Linked DNA regions of Mus musculus: region 2 is linked to region 1. Evidence: chromatin loops called from intact Hi-C (ENCODE). Cell type or tissue: left cerebral cortex. All regions are shown on one strand. Links, peaks and the distances in the headings refer to the core of each region. The heading gives the core; the rest is flanking DNA.

Region 1 (8,287 bases), core at 1,898-6,897:
CTCTGCCAGTCCCAGTTTGGGGCTCTCGGGATGCACCAAGCATGGCTCTGTCCCTGTTTTGACAGACCACAGTGTGCTTTCCCCCAGGCGGCTGCCCCCCGGCTGGAGCTGGGTTTCTTCTTTCTCGTTCATTAAAAAATCTGTACATGCGTTTATTTATTTGCGTGTGTGTGTGTGTGTGTGTGTGTGTGTGTGTGTGTGTGTGTGTCTGCTTCCTAGCAGCTGGCATGGCCCTACTTGTCTAACCAGCTCTGGAGGCTGAGTCTGCAGAGGAAGTGTTTGAAAAACCTTAATTTTCGAGACAGGTGTGGTGGTGGTGCACACCTGTAATCCTGGTTTGCAGCTTCCGTGGAGGTGGGGGCAGAAAGATCAGGGGTTCAGAGTCATCCTCGGCCACATAGTGACTATGCTGGCTAGGTTTGTGCCAACTGGACACAAGCTAGAGTCCTTTGAGAGGAGGGAACATCAACTGACGAATGCCTCCATAAGACTGGCAGTAGGCGGGCTGGAGAGATGGCTGAGCGGTTAAGAGCACTGACTGCTCTTCAAAAGGCCCTGAGTTCAAATCCCAGCAACCACATGGTGGCTCACAACCATCCATAATGAGATCTGACATCCTCTTCTTGTGTGTCTGAAGACAGCTACAGTATTCTTAGATATATAATAAATAAATATTTAGACTGAAGCGAGCGGGGCCGACCTGAGCAAGCAAGCAGAAGTCCTGAATTCAAATTCTCAGCAACCACATGATCGCTCACAACCATCAGTACAGCTACAGTGTACTGATGGTTTTGAGTGATCATGTGGTTGCTGAGAATTTGAATTCAGGACTTCTGCTTCATATATATATATATAGAGAGAGAGTGTGTAATCTGAGCGAGCCAGCACTCCGCACCTGCCCAGTGCAGCAGCTCCTGCCTACAGGTTCCCGTCCTGACTTTCTTCAGTGATGCGAAAGTGGAAGGAAAATACATCCTTTCCTCCCCAAGCTGTTTTTGGTTATGTTGTTTCTTCAGCAATAGAAACCCTAACTTAGAGGGTTTGAGGCCTAGACTAGAAAACCTGCGACCCTGTTTCAAAAAATAAAATAAAGAAAAGGCAATCTTATCTTTATGTTGCAGGAAAGTCAAGTACTTTAACATCAAAGCCAGCTTTGTGGATGAGCACACAGTTCGCGGTGTGGACAAAGGCGGGAAGGCGGTAAGTGTCACCGGCCTGTGGCCTGTCTCGGTGGCTCCTCTCGCACCCGATTCCAGTTCTGTTTGGCCTGGGTGTTGATCTGGTGTTAACAGCTGCCTTTGAAGTCACACTTCTTCAGAGTGATTCAACAGCTGGGTGCAGTGGCCAAGCCCGAGATCCCAGCACTAGGGAGGCAGAAATGGGAGCTTGAGTCCTAGACCAGCCCTGGGCTATATAGTGGGACCATGTGTCCCCAACAGAGACACATGTAGACATATGGAGAGAAACAGATACATACACACAAGGCATATGCACACAGACACATGCACACATAGACACATGCATGTACACACACATACATACACATGCATGCACACACAGACACATGCTCACAGAGATGCTAACACACAAAGGCTTGTGCACACACAGATATGTGCACAGACACGTGCTGACATGCACACACACATACATGTAGAGACACAGATTGAACAGAGAGGTAGGGGTGTAGTTCAGAGGCAGAAGGCTTGCCTAACCTGAGCTAGATCAGTCCTTAGCTACACACACCCCTTGTTAAGCAGTTCAAATGCCACAGCTAGCTTTCCTGCAGTTTGGGGTGAGTCACTCCCTTTCTGTAGTGTTTGTGGGGCTCTGAAGAGGCAGGGTTTGCAAAGGCCTTGTACACTGTGAAGTTTGTGGAGCTGGCCTCACTCCCTCTTTTGCCTGGCCCTCCTGTTGAGTGGACAATGTGAGACCCCTGCTCTGTGACTTAGACATAAGGGTAAAGCATCCCACTACAGCAGGGGTCACAGGAACGGCTGCCTCAGCCACCGCAGGCATTTGAGCGCTCTGGCAGCCGACGGTTCACTGATTGACATATGGTTCTCTGTTTATCCTCAGACTCTGCTTTCAGCTGAGCACATTGTCATTGCTACAGGAGGACGGCCAAGGTACCCCACACAAGTGAGTGGCTTGCTGTGTCCCTCATTCCTCTTGCTTCTCCAGGCCTCCCTGAATCTACACCACATGGCAGTGGCTCAGGGCCACTCCACACCGCAGGCTCCTGAGGCCTGTGTCCTCTCTCCTTCTTCCTCAGTGTTTAGTTCTGTGTTGTCCGGGCTGCTTCCGATCACCTGGGATTCATGTCTGTCCACTTCAGCCTCCAGAGTTAGCTTTGACTGAAATGTGTGGCGGGCATCACACCTGGCCTCTGTTCCTTCCACCAAGCCTCCATTGCCACGGCCTTTTCTAACTTCAGAACTCCAGGGCCTCCATCCAGGACTTCAGTCTTGCTCTTCATCCACCCTGGCCACCCAGCTCCTTAAAAGTTTGAATGAAATTCACTTAGCAGAAATTCCCTTTAGGAGGGAGGCACAGTGGTTTAATACATTCAGTGCGTCTTCCACTTCCCTCCATCTCTAGGTCCTTTGCAGAATTCCAGGCTGATTCTTTACGACAGCTCCCCTGGTTTCTGATTCTAGGTGCCTCATACCAATGCATATGACATATGTGCTTTGTGTTGGTTAATCTCACCAGCAGAATGTGCTCCCTATACCTGCATGTATCAGATTCTTCTTTTAAAAGACTGAGTAATATTCCATTTTATGCGTTAGTGCCTTTTGTTAATCCGCCTGCCCCTCGGTGAATGCCTTTGTTGCTTCCTCTTTGTGGCTCTCATGAATCACGATGTGCTGTGAGCACCCGTGTTTTTCTGGAGTTCGTTTTAACTTCTTCTGGGTATTTATGAAGAATGGAACTAGGTCACTAGTTCACTTGGCTTAACCTTTGAGAGACACTAGTTTGTTTTCCAAAGAGGCTACACCATATTTACTCCCTGTAGCTGAAGCTGGAGTCACTTTCTGATTTCTTCACATACCTCAGGTTTTTTGGTAAAAGCAGAATATTTCAAGTAACTCATGTTGGTGACTCCCCACTGGGATCTTCTCATTGCTATGGTGACTTCTCTGAGCTGGTTTTATGAGGCATTTCTTTTTTGTTATGTATGGTCACTTATTGTCGGCTAAGGTCTGCAGAGGTTTCCTTTGAAAACCAGGAACCATGAAATCTCTGCATGCCTGTGGGAGCCTTCCCTCCATACTGTATGCTGCATGACTGTCTTGGAGGATGAGGCTGCCACTCCTGCTTTCCCAGGAAGGGGTGCATGCTTGGGAAAGAGCCCAGGGCATAATGTGCACCTCCCATCCCCAAAGAGACACAACCTGAAGATATCCAACCATGAAACTTCCCCTCATGGATTGAGAGAACCCCAGAACCTGCAGAATGGGGTTGCTTTTTCAGAAACCCCAGGGGCATGCCAATGGTGATCTTATCACATGAGTCTTCTCTTCCTCCATAGGTCAAAGGAGCCCTGGAATATGGAATCACAAGTGACGACATCTTCTGGCTGAAGGAGTCCCCTGGGAAAACGTAAGGCCTGGGGTATGTTGTGCTGGTGGATATGCTTTCTTCTCCTACTGGAGCCAAAAGGTCGTTCTCTTAAAGAAGGAAAAACCTTTGTACCCCCATGTCCCATGACTATCTCGAAGGTGATAACATGAGTGTTACAGATAGAGTCAGCTGTTCATGATACAGGGCAGTGGCTGTCAGCAGTATCCCCTGTACCCTGGTATAGAAGATCATCTCCTCTCCTCTCTGCTTTTTGCATCGAGCATGCCCCAAGTTACGGCCAGGTGTGGCGGTGAGAACACATGTGCTAAATGTGCCGGCCTGCCCAGAGCTCCATCTATTCTTGGATACTGGATGCAGCCAACACCCTTATTGTGCAGACGTCCTGCTTGCAGGGACCAGAGTGGCCACGAGAGGGCGGCAGAGGCTTGCTTGATAGCTGTTCAATGCCTTGTGCACTTTCAAGCAAACACTAGTGGGAAACAGTAGCCCAGTGGTGGGCTGGCATATGCACTTGAGTGTGTGCATGTGCACATATGTATGCTTGTAAATATGTGTGTATGTGTAGGTGTAAATGGTGTGTATGTTGGAGAGTGGACACAGGTGTGGATTTAATGTGTATGTATTCACCGGATTTATTTCAGAGAGTGCAGATCTCCAATTTCTGTGTGTTGGAGCTGTAAGACACTGCCCCTGCATCCATGGCACTTGGGATTGAACCTATGGCCTCACTAATGTTAGGCAGGCACCTTGTCTTGGAATCTATATTCCCAGCTCCAAGCTCCTTTGTTGTGTTGTTGTTGTTGTTGTCTTGAGACAGGATCTCTGTGTAGTCCTAGCTGTCCTGGAGTTTGCTATGCAAACCATACTGACCTCAAATTCACAGAGCTCCTCCTGCCTCTGTCTCCACCTGCCATCTGTTCTAAGATGAAAGGTGTGAGCCTTTCATCATGCCTAGCTGTCAAGATCCTTAAAACAGGGCTGGAGAGACTGCTCTGCAAAAGAGCACCGGCTGCTCTTCCAAAGGTCCTGAGTCCAAGTCCCAGCAACCACATGGTGGCTCACAACCATCTGTAATGAGATTCGATGCCCTCTTCTGGTGTGTCTGAAGACAGCTACAAGTGTATTCATATGAATAAAATAAAATAAATAAAAAGACCCTTAAAAACAAACAAAACCAACCAAAAACATCCAAAAGAAAACCAAAAACTTATTATTGCATATAGCTCTATCCATGGTGTATGTGTGTGCGTGCATGTGCGCGTGCGTGTATGCCACAGTGCATTTTCAGACGTCAGAGGATAGGTGGAGTTTGATTGTCTCCTACCTTTGTATGGATTCTGTGGGCTGAGCTCAGGTCTCCAGGTTTGCACAGCTAATGCTTTTGCTCTTGCACTGGGCCAGCTCATCTGGCCCACACTGTTTGTTTATCTGTTTAGTGTGGGGCTGTGCATGTGGAGGCCAGAGGACCACTTACAGGAGTCAGTATTCTTCTTCCACGCTATGGGTTCAGAGGTCAAGACCGGGTTGTTGTGCTGGTTGTTGGCATCTTTACCTGCTGAGCCATGTCATTGGCCCAGCTCCTTTCTTTTGAGACAGGAGCTCATGTAGCTTAGACTGGCTTTGAACTCACAGTGAAGACAAAGATGACCTTGAACTTCTGACCCTTCTGTCTGTACCAACTGGCTTCTGGGATTGCAGGCACGCTCCATCATGCTTGGCTTCTTTTTCCTTAAAAACAACAACAACAAAACATTTTTTTTTTCAAGATTTATTTATTTATTATATGTAAGTACACTGTAGCTGTCTTCAGACACTCCAGAAGAGGGCGTCAGATCATGTTACAGATGGTTGTGAGCCACCATGTGGTTGCTGGGATTTGAACTTCGGACCTTCGGAAGAGCGGTCGGGTGCTCTTACCCACTGAGCCATTTCACCAGCCCCCAACAAAACATTTTTAATTGCTTTATTTATGTATACATAGCGCACATACACATACATTTATGGTATGACACACGTGTACAAGTTAGAGAACAACTTCAAAAATCAGTTCTGTCCTTCCACCAGGTGGGTTCTGGGATAGAACTTGGCCTGGGAGCATGTGCCTTTACTTGTGGGCCAGCTGCCTGGCCCTTCCTTCGTTTTTTTTACAGCTGACACATAACACACCAGCATCTCACACTTTATCTACTCATCCATGGACAGGCAGTGTGAACTGCATTGCTGTGAAGTGGGTACACTGATGTCTACCTGACTCCTGCTCTCCACTCTCTTGAGCATGGCAGTGGAATTGTTGGCCTGGAAGGGAATTATGCTCTTCAGACTTCCTTCAGTAGTTCAGTACTGTGTTCCCATGGGTGGTGTTCTCACTGGTGGGGTTCCCACTGGTGGTACACCAGGGCCCATGTTGCTGCACCCTCACATTTGAAGAACAGTGATATTAGTTTATATACACCTACTGAGGAAGTCTCTCCTAGAAGCAGAAAAGTGGAGTCCAAGGGTCTTTGCTGACAAGCTGGTTGTTGCCTGTCCCCTATGCTCTGCTGCAGGCTTCCCCCTTATTCCCATAACATGGGCATTGACAGCATTTTTTTTTAAAGACACAGAATGGAATGTCCCTCTTCTCATTGCCGATGTGTGACTATCACTGTTGCCCGTATCCCTCCTCACACTGAGACTGAGTTCTCACTGACGCATGATGACTTCCACTGGATCACTAGACTGTGCTTTGCCTTGTCTGTTTGTCTGTCCATTTGTTTGTTTGTTTGTTTGTTTTTCGAGACAGGGTTTCTCTGTGCAGCTCTTGTTGTCCTGGAACTCACTCTGTAGACCAGGCTGTTCTCTGTCTTCTGAGTGCTAGGATTAAAAGTGTGTGACACCACTACCCAACTTGTGATTTGCCTTTTGTAAAAAGATTATTTATCTGTATGAGTGTTTTGTCTATCTGTCTGTCTGTGTGTGTACTACATAGTGCCTGGTACCCATGGAGGTCAGAAGAGGGCATCAGACCCCCTGGAACTGGAGTTATGGGTGATTGATTATAAGCCACTCTGTGGGTGCTGGGAATCCAACCCAAGTCCCCTGCAAGAGCAACAAGTACTCTAAAGAACTGAGCCATCTCCCCAGCCCCTGCTTTTTGTCTTCTGACTTTTATGGATATTTATGCATTTACTTAGGGTGTTTGTTTGTTTGTTTGTTTGTTTTTGGGGTTTTTTTTTTTTGAGACAGGGTTTCTCTGTGTAGCCCTGGCTGTCCTTGAACTCACTCTGTAGACCAGGCTGGCCTTGAACTCAGAATTCCGCCTGCCTCTGCCTCCCAAGTGCTGGGATTAAAGGCATGCGCCACCACTGCACGGCCGACTTAGGGTTTTTTTTTTTAATTACTTTTATTTTTTTAGAGTCCAGTCGTTGCCCCTTTCCCAGTTTTTGTCTGTCTGTTTGTTGTTGTTTGTTTTAGACAGCCTCACAATGGAGTCCAGTTGATCTGAAACTCACTATGCTGCCCAGGTTGACCTCAAACTTGTGATTCTTCTGCCTCAGTTTTCCAAGAGTGTACTGCCACTACCCATATTTGTCAAATTCTTCTTATTTTTTAAATTCATTTACAGAGCTGAGGACAAAACTCAGGCCCTTACATACCCTATGGAAATGTTCTACTGAGAGGCTTCCCCACCCAAAGTTTTCATTTTTATGTCAGCAATTAGCATTGTCTTTTAGACCATAATAATTTCTAGGTGTGGAGAGATCTGGACTTGACCCAGGGCTTTGTACCAAGAAACAAACAGGTCCTCTCCTCCTGAGCTCCAGCCCCAACTCCTTGTCTGTTTTCCTAGCTTTGTCTGTCTGCTAGGTGGAACACACTTGGATTCCATGGGTCATCTTTTCATGTATTTCTTGGCTTCCTCTGAAATTCAGAGTGTCTCTGTGTGGATAACCCTGTGGTCCTTGGCCTTGTATGTGGCTGGGTCCCCCCTCCCCTCATCTCTTCTTTATCTTCCAGCTGGTTCAAATATCAGAGATGGCCCTGTATTGCACACCATAAAGATTCTTTGTAACTTATAGATGTACAAATGGTTTCTTTCCCCTTTAGATGTAACCTAAATCTCTCTTTGCTCTTAATGGCTTTTAGATTTATTACATGTTCAGAAGGGCCTGTCCCTCCTCCAGCATGGTTTTTGGTTTGGTTTGGTTTTTAGTCACCTCTGGCTGGATGTTTTTGTAATGTTTGGGGCCTGGTTGTCCTTGCCCATGGAGTTGAATTGCTGCAGTGCCTGCAGAACCTGCTGCCTGTCTGCAAGCAGTGCTGCTGCTCATAGCTGCTAAGCCTGCCTCACTCCCTCTCTTTCCTTTGCTCTGATTCTTTGGCTGCCTCTTACTCTCCTGCCTTCCCATAATGCTCTGTGCTGAACCCTCCATGAGCAACACTAGAGCTGCAACAGTCCTGGAAGCTAGCCCTCCCTGCCTCTCTCCTGTCCTGCCTGGGCCCCTTCCTGGGCTCAAGTTGTTCTGTTTCTGAAGGCCATGTCTGGCCATGTCTCCAAAGGCCAGAATTTTCTGAGTTCAATTCAGGTCCATTTTGGGGAAGCTGACCCAATGCTATGCAGTAGTGCAGCCCAGCAAGAAAGCACCCCCAGCTCCCATCCCCAGTAGCCTAGGGGTTCCCCTGTGACTATGCGCTGGGGGTGCCGGCTCAGCTGGTAAGATAT
Region 2 (8,287 bases), core at 1,936-6,935, 150 kb after region 1:
GGACTCGCAGGTGGCCCCGCTGCACCTTCATCCGCTTTTCAGCCGGGCTCCTGCGCATCCCTGACACGCAGTCAGAGGCACAGAACGCACGTGGACAGGGGCGCGGGGAAGGGGCGCCTGACCTGCCTGCCTTGGTGACGATCATCTCGGTGCCCAGCTGATTGAACTCGTCCCACAGCGCCTTCATCTCCAGCTGCACGCTCACGCTGGCCACCTTCGGGTTCTTCTTCACCGGAGCCTTGACCGCAGCCGCGCGGCTAGCCCCCGGACCCTCGGACTCCGCCGCCGAGCTGCCAGCCGCCCCGGGGGCGGGCGCGAAAGGATAGGCGCGCGGCGGCGGCGGGCCCGGGGCACCGGGGACTGCAGCGCACGGATCGTAGCGCGGTGGCGGCGGCTCGCGAGGGCCGAACGGGTCGGCGCCAGGCGACGGGGATCCCAGGCCGCTCAGACTGCTGGCTGCGAAGGCTGCAACGTCGCAGAAGTGCGAGAGCTGCGTGAGCCACGGACTAGACACGGCGGAGATCATGACCCGAAGGCCACCCGCCGCTGATCAGAGCGCCGTCCCGCGCGGCGGGCCGAGTGGCGGGCGCTGCGCCGCACGCGCCCCGGGCCGCACCGCCCCACCCCGCGGGCCGGCCCCGCGGAGCCGCCCCGCCCCGCCCCGCCCCGCCGAGACAATAGCCCGTGCCCCTCCCCCCGCCCCTCCCCCGCCGAGGCTCCGCGGGCCCGGGCCCCCCGACCGCTCCGACCGGCTCCGGGGACGACGGGCCGGTGCGCGGCCCTCCCCGCCGCCAGCGCGCTCTGGCTTTTCTTCTGTGCCAGACGCTCCCCAAGTTCTTCTTCCTCTACCTTTTGTGTCCCTGGTTTCAACTTCTCACATTCTGTCTCCTTTCTCTCGCTCCAGCTTCTTCTTAAACCCCCTGCCTCTCTCTTTTCTCGGTGTCACTCTCTCCAATTTCAAATTTTCATGTCTTCCCTTCCGTCTAACTTCTTCCTCTTATTTTTGTGTGTTCTCTACTATTCGTCTTTGCCCTTTCAATCGTAAATGAATCTTCAGCCTTTCTCTTGTTCTTTAATGAAGTTACATTTCTGTCTCAAGCTATCCTATCCTTCATTTTCTCTTTCGTTATCTTTATTTCCTTTGCGTGTATCTGCCTTTCTCACCTTTGTCATATTTTCTGTTTTCTCCTTTTTTTTCCCCTCTTGGCTGCTCTCATTGATTTGTATTTTTGGTTTTTGTTGTTGTTGTTGTTGTTTGTTTGTTTGTTTTTGTTCCCCCGCCCCCTCCTTTTACTGCGTTCCCTGACTCTTCTCTAACCATCTTTGCTTCTTCCAGCTCAAAGGCGCCCCTTCTTCAGACTTCAGAAGACTGCTCAATCCCAGAAGTTGGAGTCCTAGGATGGTGGGTGGACTGACTTTGGGGAATGCCGCCCTTTCTTCCTGTCCCAGAGTCCCAGCTTCAAGGTTGGAGCCCACCCGGCCTAGAGCTCCTTCCCACCCGCTGGGCCGCAGGGCCTCACAGCAGGGGACTGGCGGGCGGCCTGACAGTATAGACGCGGACAGAAGGGCTCACCTTCCATGTCCCTGGTGACTGTGCTGAAGTGCATCCCGGCTGGGGATCCTGGTAGCCGGCGAAGTTTCGCCCGGTCCGAGGGCCTGGGGCCCCGGTGGGCGGTGCCCTCCGAGGCCTCGGCTGCAACAAGAGAGGCGATGCTGAACGCGCTGGCCCGGGCAGACAGCGGGCTCCGCGCGTCCATAGGCGCCCGGGCCTGACCGGCGCCGCCTCCGACTGCGTACGCCCAGCCGCACCGCGCCCAGCCCAGCGCAGGGGGCCCGGGGGCGGGGGCCTGTGGTGCCACTCACAGCCGCCGGTCCAGGGCCCAAGGGATTATGGCGTCATGAGACCCCCCCCATTTTCAGCCAATATTAGCCCAGGAGTCCGAACATTTGGAGCACCCTGGAAATTCAGGGCCCTCCTGCCTTGTAAGCTCTCTGTCCCTGGTCTCTCCTCCCGGGGCCCTGTGTGACCAACGCCCCTTGAACATCCTGCAGCTTTTGCGGAGGTTGGGCGTCCCCTCTATTCGGCGAAGCCACCACCAGAGTCTACAGCCCCAAGAAGAAGCTTCTATGTCTCGAACACTCAGTCCCAATGTGAGATGGCAGGGCATTGGCGAGGCACTGAGATGCTGCCTGAGTCTAGCCCTGCCCTTGCTTGGCCCCACCTGCCTCCACCTCCTCCCCGGCGGCCCCTGCACCTGGGTAAGAGAGCTCCGGCTCTCGCACAGGCCACAGGCAGATAGCCCCAGGGCTTGCGGAGTCCTTCGTCCCTCCGTGCCGCAGAGCTGGACCTCACCAGCAATTGCCCCTACAGGCCCTTTGGGTCAGCTTGCTTTCGTGGTGGGGAAGCGAGCCGTGGGACGCCGCCCAGGCCGCACAAGACCTGGAGCCCGAGCGTCACGCGCACCCCGCGCGCACCGCCCGCCTCTGGCCAGGACGCTTTTACATCCGGAGGGTGGGCAGTGCCCGCTCCTCCGACCTCCCTGCGCACCAGCGGGGCGCAGGGAGGACCGGGGGCGGGGCCTGACCGGCCGAGGGAGCTGAGGACACGTCGGAGAAATTCAGACCGCATGGTGGGGTGCTGTCCCCTCTCCACCCTGCAGCCAGCCTGCCCACACGAAAGGCCTAACTGCTAAGGTGCAGGACCAGGCCTCAGCGTTCGGGCCTCAAGACATGATTACATCAATGCCCCACTTCTCTGGTACCTTCTCTTCGCCTACTATCTCGGGGGCCTCTCTGACCCGTTCAGTATGCCTATGCCCTTTGTGCACAGGATATGAAGCCTAGAACCTCCTAGATTCTACTAGACAAGGCCCAGTTTCCAAGGACTTTCGGTCAAGGACTTAGTAGGCTCTCTGCTGAACAGACTCAGAATGTAGTGGGATGCCTGCAGCCTCTCCAAGGGTTTTGACAGTCTCAGGCCTCCCTCCCGGGCTGTAGCAGCAACTAAGTGGAAGGATCAAGGCCATGACTGCAAGAAGTGGGTAACTGGGACTTGTATAATAGATTGGGGTGTGGGAGGGGATGGTGTGTGTAACTGGACTGGTGCCCTAGCCTGTCCTTGAAAGCTTAAGGACAGACAGCTAAGAAAGGGAGGCTGTCAAGAGGTCGTTTCTTGGGCCCTAAGTGGCTGGCCATCCAGGGACTGACAATGACAGTGACCTGTCCCACTGGCCTAGGGCAGGTCTAAGGAGGGTAGTTTGGAGATTAGGTGGGCCACAGGGTCTTTCCCCCTTTCCTGAGCAGGGATAGCTTATTGTCTCCTGCTGGATAGGAGAGCCCAGTCTTGGGCAGGTGCATAAGGTCGCAGTAGTTATGGAGAGATACAGCAGTATCAAAGATAGTCCACCGCGCCTCTATAAGTTGAGTCCCACGTGAGGATGTAGGGGCAGGGCTCTGGCAGGCGATTTTGCATTATAGGGATGTACCTCATCCCAGGGTGGAGAAGCTGAGGTCTTCCCCAGTACCTCCCCACAACCCGCCAGGGCTGCAGCCACATCCTGGACCTCAGTGCGGCTAATACTGAGAAGTGAAAGTGAAAAACTTCGGGAACTCCTGGTTGCTCTGGGTCAGCCCTGGGGTCCGTCCTGACGCCCCTAGCGTCACCTGCAGTGACAGGAGAAGTCTTCCTGCTGTGGCTGCACTTGCAAGCTACAGTTGGGTCAGTAAACACTTCACAGCAAACAATGCCCCTGAGCAGAGGCTGGGAATGTGTCAGGGCCCCGCTTAACATGTTCTGTGGATGGTTAGCTCGCTCCACTCGCATCGGTCACCCTCATCCTTCCTTCCCAACTCCCCCCCCCCCCAACTAGCCATTACTGTAGAAAATTGGAACCCCTAGAAAGACTAGCTTAAGAAACCCGAAACCCTGCAAGTGCCGGTCCACTCAAGCCTCCCGCCTGCTATAGAGCAACCGCCTCTACTCACTACAGGACCCGACTCTTAGGACCGCCCTTTCCCTGAGCACAGCACCGAAACTGTGAGGTCGATGCCTGGTCGCCCAGTAACTGGCCTGCGCTCCTCTCCTGACGCTGCCTCACGGCCGGCCGGTTCTTGCCCGGAGCGCTAAGGAACGAACCCACTCTGTAGTCCTACACCCTAGCGCGAAGGTTCAGAATGGACACAGAGCCTTACCCCGGGGAAATGCTCCTCCCTCACCTGCACCGGCCGCCGCTCCCTTCCGCCTCGCTCCCCCTACCGGCGGCGCTTCCGTCACAGCGGTAAGGGGCTTGACTGCGAGCCAGTGGTTTGCGCACAGGGGTCCTGAGCTTACACCTCTTAGTCCTGAGGGCGCAGTGCATGGTCGAGGCCTGGGTTGTATCCTCTTCTCCTCCACATGCTACGCAGAGTGAAAAGACCTGCAATTCTCCAAGGCTTGAGGCAGGAGGTTGACATCCCTGACTAGACCATTTTACAGGCCCTAAAACTGAGTTTTAACGTTGAGACTGACTGCTGGTAGGAAAAGAGTGGGGCTCAGAGGCTTGAAATTGGGGGAGCAGAATGGGGCTAATAAGCTGCAAATCTTGCTTTTTATTTTATTTTTATTTATTTTTTTCCTTGAACCCTAGGCTTTGTGGCTGGCGGTATGGGCTCCTGGCTGCACCCAGCACCGTCGCTGGATTCTGTGGCAACTCACACACTCCTTGGTCGGCCATCTGCAGGGTCGGACGCGAAACCAGTAGAATTCCTGAAGTTCCCAATGCGAAGGGAGGCAGACCCCTAGAGATTCCTGCCTACCTCGCTCTGGCTCGGCTCCGCCTCCCTTGGGTACACATGGCTGCCCCAGGGGAGCGGGCAGACCAGCCCCTCACACCCACCAGCCCCACTCCTCACTCCCTGTCTATTGTAAAGACGCGGGCCTCTCAGAGCTTGGCTGCTAGCCGCAGATGTTTCTGCGCACCTTCGTCTCTGGCAGCCTGACAGCCCACGGATCTTAGGCCTTACTGGCTCCCCGAACAAAGTGCGCGGGCCCAGAGGGCTCCCAGCATTGATTCCTGGCTGCTTGGAGCAAAATGCATACAGGTGGACCCGCTCAGAGATCGGGGCGCAGGGGTCCCCTCCTCCAGAAATCAGAACATGGAGGGCAGGCTCGGGCTATGTTCCCAAAGGTGATGAGGGAGGCTCGGAGAGAGGCTGGGCTTTACGTGACCCAGTGATTCAGGATTGATAGCTGGAAATTGCCTCCATCTCCTCCTGCCTGCACGCGGCCCCAAGCACTCAAAGGAAGCCGGCGGCTAGGCCAGGAACAACTTCCCCGACAGGGTTGACGTCGGCGGCTCTGCCTCGGCGTCCGGGACGAGGACCCGCGGAAGTCTCCGAGGCGCAGGGTTCGACCTTCGCCGGAGCCGGGAGCCGTGGGCTTGCAGGAGACTCTGCACTCTTTCCCTCTCTCAGCCCCCTGGCGGCTGCCTCCGCAGGAACCCAGGCCCCTCCGGCGCGCTCCGTCGTCAGTTTGTCCACGCACGTGACTGGCCCGAGGCTATAACCGAGCCATTCTGGGTGACCCTGGGGGACAAGGGCAGATCAGGAGACACACCCACCCACCAGCTCTGGAGGCACGCAGGTAAGAACTGTGCCTCACAGTAGCTGGGGCTGAATGACCCGCGCCCCCACCCCCTGTCTCCAGCCTCCAAACTTTGGGAAATTTTGTGGGGTAAGTTGTACTGGGGAGTGTGCTGGAGGCTCCCTGTCCCATCAAAATCTGGGTCGTTCATCCCGCAACCACTAAGACAAGCACCGCCTGTGTAAATGATATACCCATCCAGAAGTAGGCGCTGGGGTGGCTCCTGGTTGCAGCAGGGACACTGCCCAGAGGCAGTGCGCCCTGAGGCTTCCTCCTCTCCTCTCCTCTCCTCTCCTCTCCTCTCCTCTCCTCTCCTCTCCTCTCCTCTCCTCTCCTCTCCTCTCCTCTCCTCTCCTCTCCTCTCCTCTCCTCTCCTCTCCTCTCCTCTCCTCTCCTCCCCTCCCCTCCCCTCCCCTCCCCTCCCCTCCCCTCCCCTCCCCTCCCCTCCCCTCCCCTCCCCTCCCCTCCCCTCCCCTCCCCTCCCCTCCCCTCCCCTCCCCTCCCCTCCCCTTTCCCTCACCCCCCTCAAACAAAACAAGCTCTGGCTGTCCTGGAACTCTATCTGTAGACCAGGCTAACTTTCCAATGCAGAGATCCTCCTACGTCTGCTTCCAGAGTGCTGGGATTAAAGGACTGCACCAGTACAGCCCAGCTGACCCCTTTCTTAACTCAAGTCCCCCTGTTGGTCTATGACCTTTTCCTTTCTTGGTACCTTCCTACTCTGAAACCCATCAAGCCCACCCCATATGCCCTACCCTAGTATAAGACCTTCTCCTACACTAGAAGGAACTAGGGCTCTGTGGAGTATGGCAGACTGCAGTAAGCAGGGTTTCTGGAAATCAGGGATAGTACCCTAGACCTACAGGGTGTCCCAGAGGAGGATCAGGAGATTCAGAGAACTTGGCCAGAGTGAGGAACAGCTTCCTGTGTACAGCCTGTAGTTTGCTGGGGCCTGGTGATTTGAGTTACTTGACCTTGCTGGCTCCATCTTCCCCTGAAACTCTTCCTGCTCCCCTGAGACTCTGCCTGCATCCCAGAGTCACCTGGCTCTTGTCTCAAGGCAAATGTTGACCCATTGTGGCCCCTGGAATGTCTAGGTCCTGGGGTACTGATAACTTCAGGGTGCACATAGACAAACGGAGACAGAAGATACAGTCAAGAGGAGGTAAAGACAGGACCCTCACTTCAGCTAAGAGGACAGCCTCACACTAATGGTCTCCTGCCCCCATCTGCCTCCCATACAAACAGTATGGCTGCTGTATTCTGGACTAAGGGTCCAGGAAGATGTCCTGAAAGGATTTGGGGAAAAGGATGGTCAGACTGGTGGGCAATGGTATCCTCCCAGGTCACCAGGGCCCCCTGCGGTCTAGAAGTCCCCACAACTCTAGAACAAACAAACAAACAGACGGACTGATGGACAGCTAGGGTCTGAGCCTGTTGATTTAGCTGCCCACTTGGCGGAAGAAGCCAGCCACATGGGGAGTCTGCTGTCCATCTTCTAGCCATAAGAGTCCCTTACCCCAGGTACTGTCAGGCAGAGGTGTGGTTCTGGGCCTCTGAGGGCCTAGGCTCATCCTGGGGTGGAGGTGGTGGCAGGAGGTGACCTGTGGAGCAGGCAGCTGAGGAAAACAGCCTCTCCCCCTCCCCTCTTTGGCCACAGCAGGAGCCAGCCAGCTCTAAGGAGGTGTGCTAACTCAGGGTGAGCACCAGAAGATTGCCAAAAACCCTTCAAGATTCCTCTTGTCTGCAGAACACCCAACAATACACATACTGCCACAACACACAGGAACACTTGGGAGAACTTATCTGAACATGAATGCTCACACATGTGAGCATGCCATAACATATGCCACCATTGGCATAACTGTCTTCATGCACAAAACTGGACAGGAACAAAGACACATGAGCACAGGGTCTTACACACAATTCATGTTGTACTTGCAGACACTTGCCCAGAGTACACACATACAGATCTGGTCACACATGCAGGCTTACCACCCACATAGGTTGTGTAACTGCTCTTCACTGGTGTTGACACACATTTTAGAAATTTAAGTGGACTTTTGATTGACAGTGCCCTTGTAGAACCCTCTGCTGTGCAGTAAGGGAAGAATTAAGTAACACAGTCGGGTGATGTGCTGAGGAGGAAGGGCTTATTGTCCAGGTCGGTGTCCTGAACACTGTGTACTAGAAGAGTGTCCCAGGGGACCATATCAGTAAAGATGACCCTTTTCAATGAATCCACATGGAAGGCATTGTCCATGCCAAGCTGCTAGCCCTGAGTCTGGCATGTTGGTAAATAAGCCAGTTATGAAGGACTAGGATCCTGGCGATCGTTCCATATATTGTTTTTCTTATAGATACTTAAAATAAACATAGGGAAACTATTTTTCAATAGATTTAGTTTATTTATGTACATGCATGTGTGTCTTTGTGTGTCTGTGTGAGCCATGCGCACAGTACCTGTGCAGGTCAGAGTGTGGGTCAGATCTCCTGCAGCAGCTGTACTTCCAGGGAGCCACCATGTGGTTTCTAGGATTTGAACTTAGGCCCTCTGCCAAAGCAGCACATCTTCTTAAGCACTGAGCATCTTCCTGGCCCCCACAAGAGAATGCTTTGGCTTTGTTTGAGGCAGGGCCTCACTGTGAAACCATGGTGACCTTGAAC

The links. Peaks named below come from ENCODE experiments on the same cell type or tissue, not always from the same donor. Only the 100,000 strongest peaks of a DNase experiment are listed, where the experiment ranks them.
Region 2: a loop joins it to region 1, with 2.6 times the contacts of the local background. A loop is called at or near these places in 1 of 42 quality-filtered maps.

What each region holds. Positions count from the first base shown.
Region 1 is chr16:18,439,672-18,447,958 of GRCm38, forward strand. Txnrd2 (thioredoxin reductase 2) reads left to right here. Exons shown (of 18, transcript NM_013711.3): 6 at 1,122-1,200; 7 at 2,077-2,139; 8 at 3,533-3,603. Among named protein-coding and RNA genes, the nearest start is that of Comt, 17 kb to the left of the region's middle. In left cerebral cortex, for the core only: CTCF peaks have their summits at 3,996 (motif pointing right) and 5,373 (motif pointing right); a DNase peak (open chromatin) is centred at 3,991.
Region 2 is chr16:18,586,414-18,594,700 of GRCm38, forward strand. It overlaps Gm35369 (a long non-coding RNA gene), which reads left to right and starts at 2,386. Exons shown (of 4, transcript XR_384718.3): 1 at 2,386-3,037; 2 at 3,990-4,277; 3 at 4,626-5,620. It overlaps Tbx1 (T-box 1), which reads right to left and starts at 556. Exons shown (of 7, transcript NM_011532.2): 1 at 123-556. The coding sequence starts at 526. In left cerebral cortex, for the core only: CTCF peaks have their summits at 4,252 (motif pointing left) and 5,457 (motif pointing left); no DNase peak of the experiment used is centred there; H3K4me3 peaks cover 456 bases.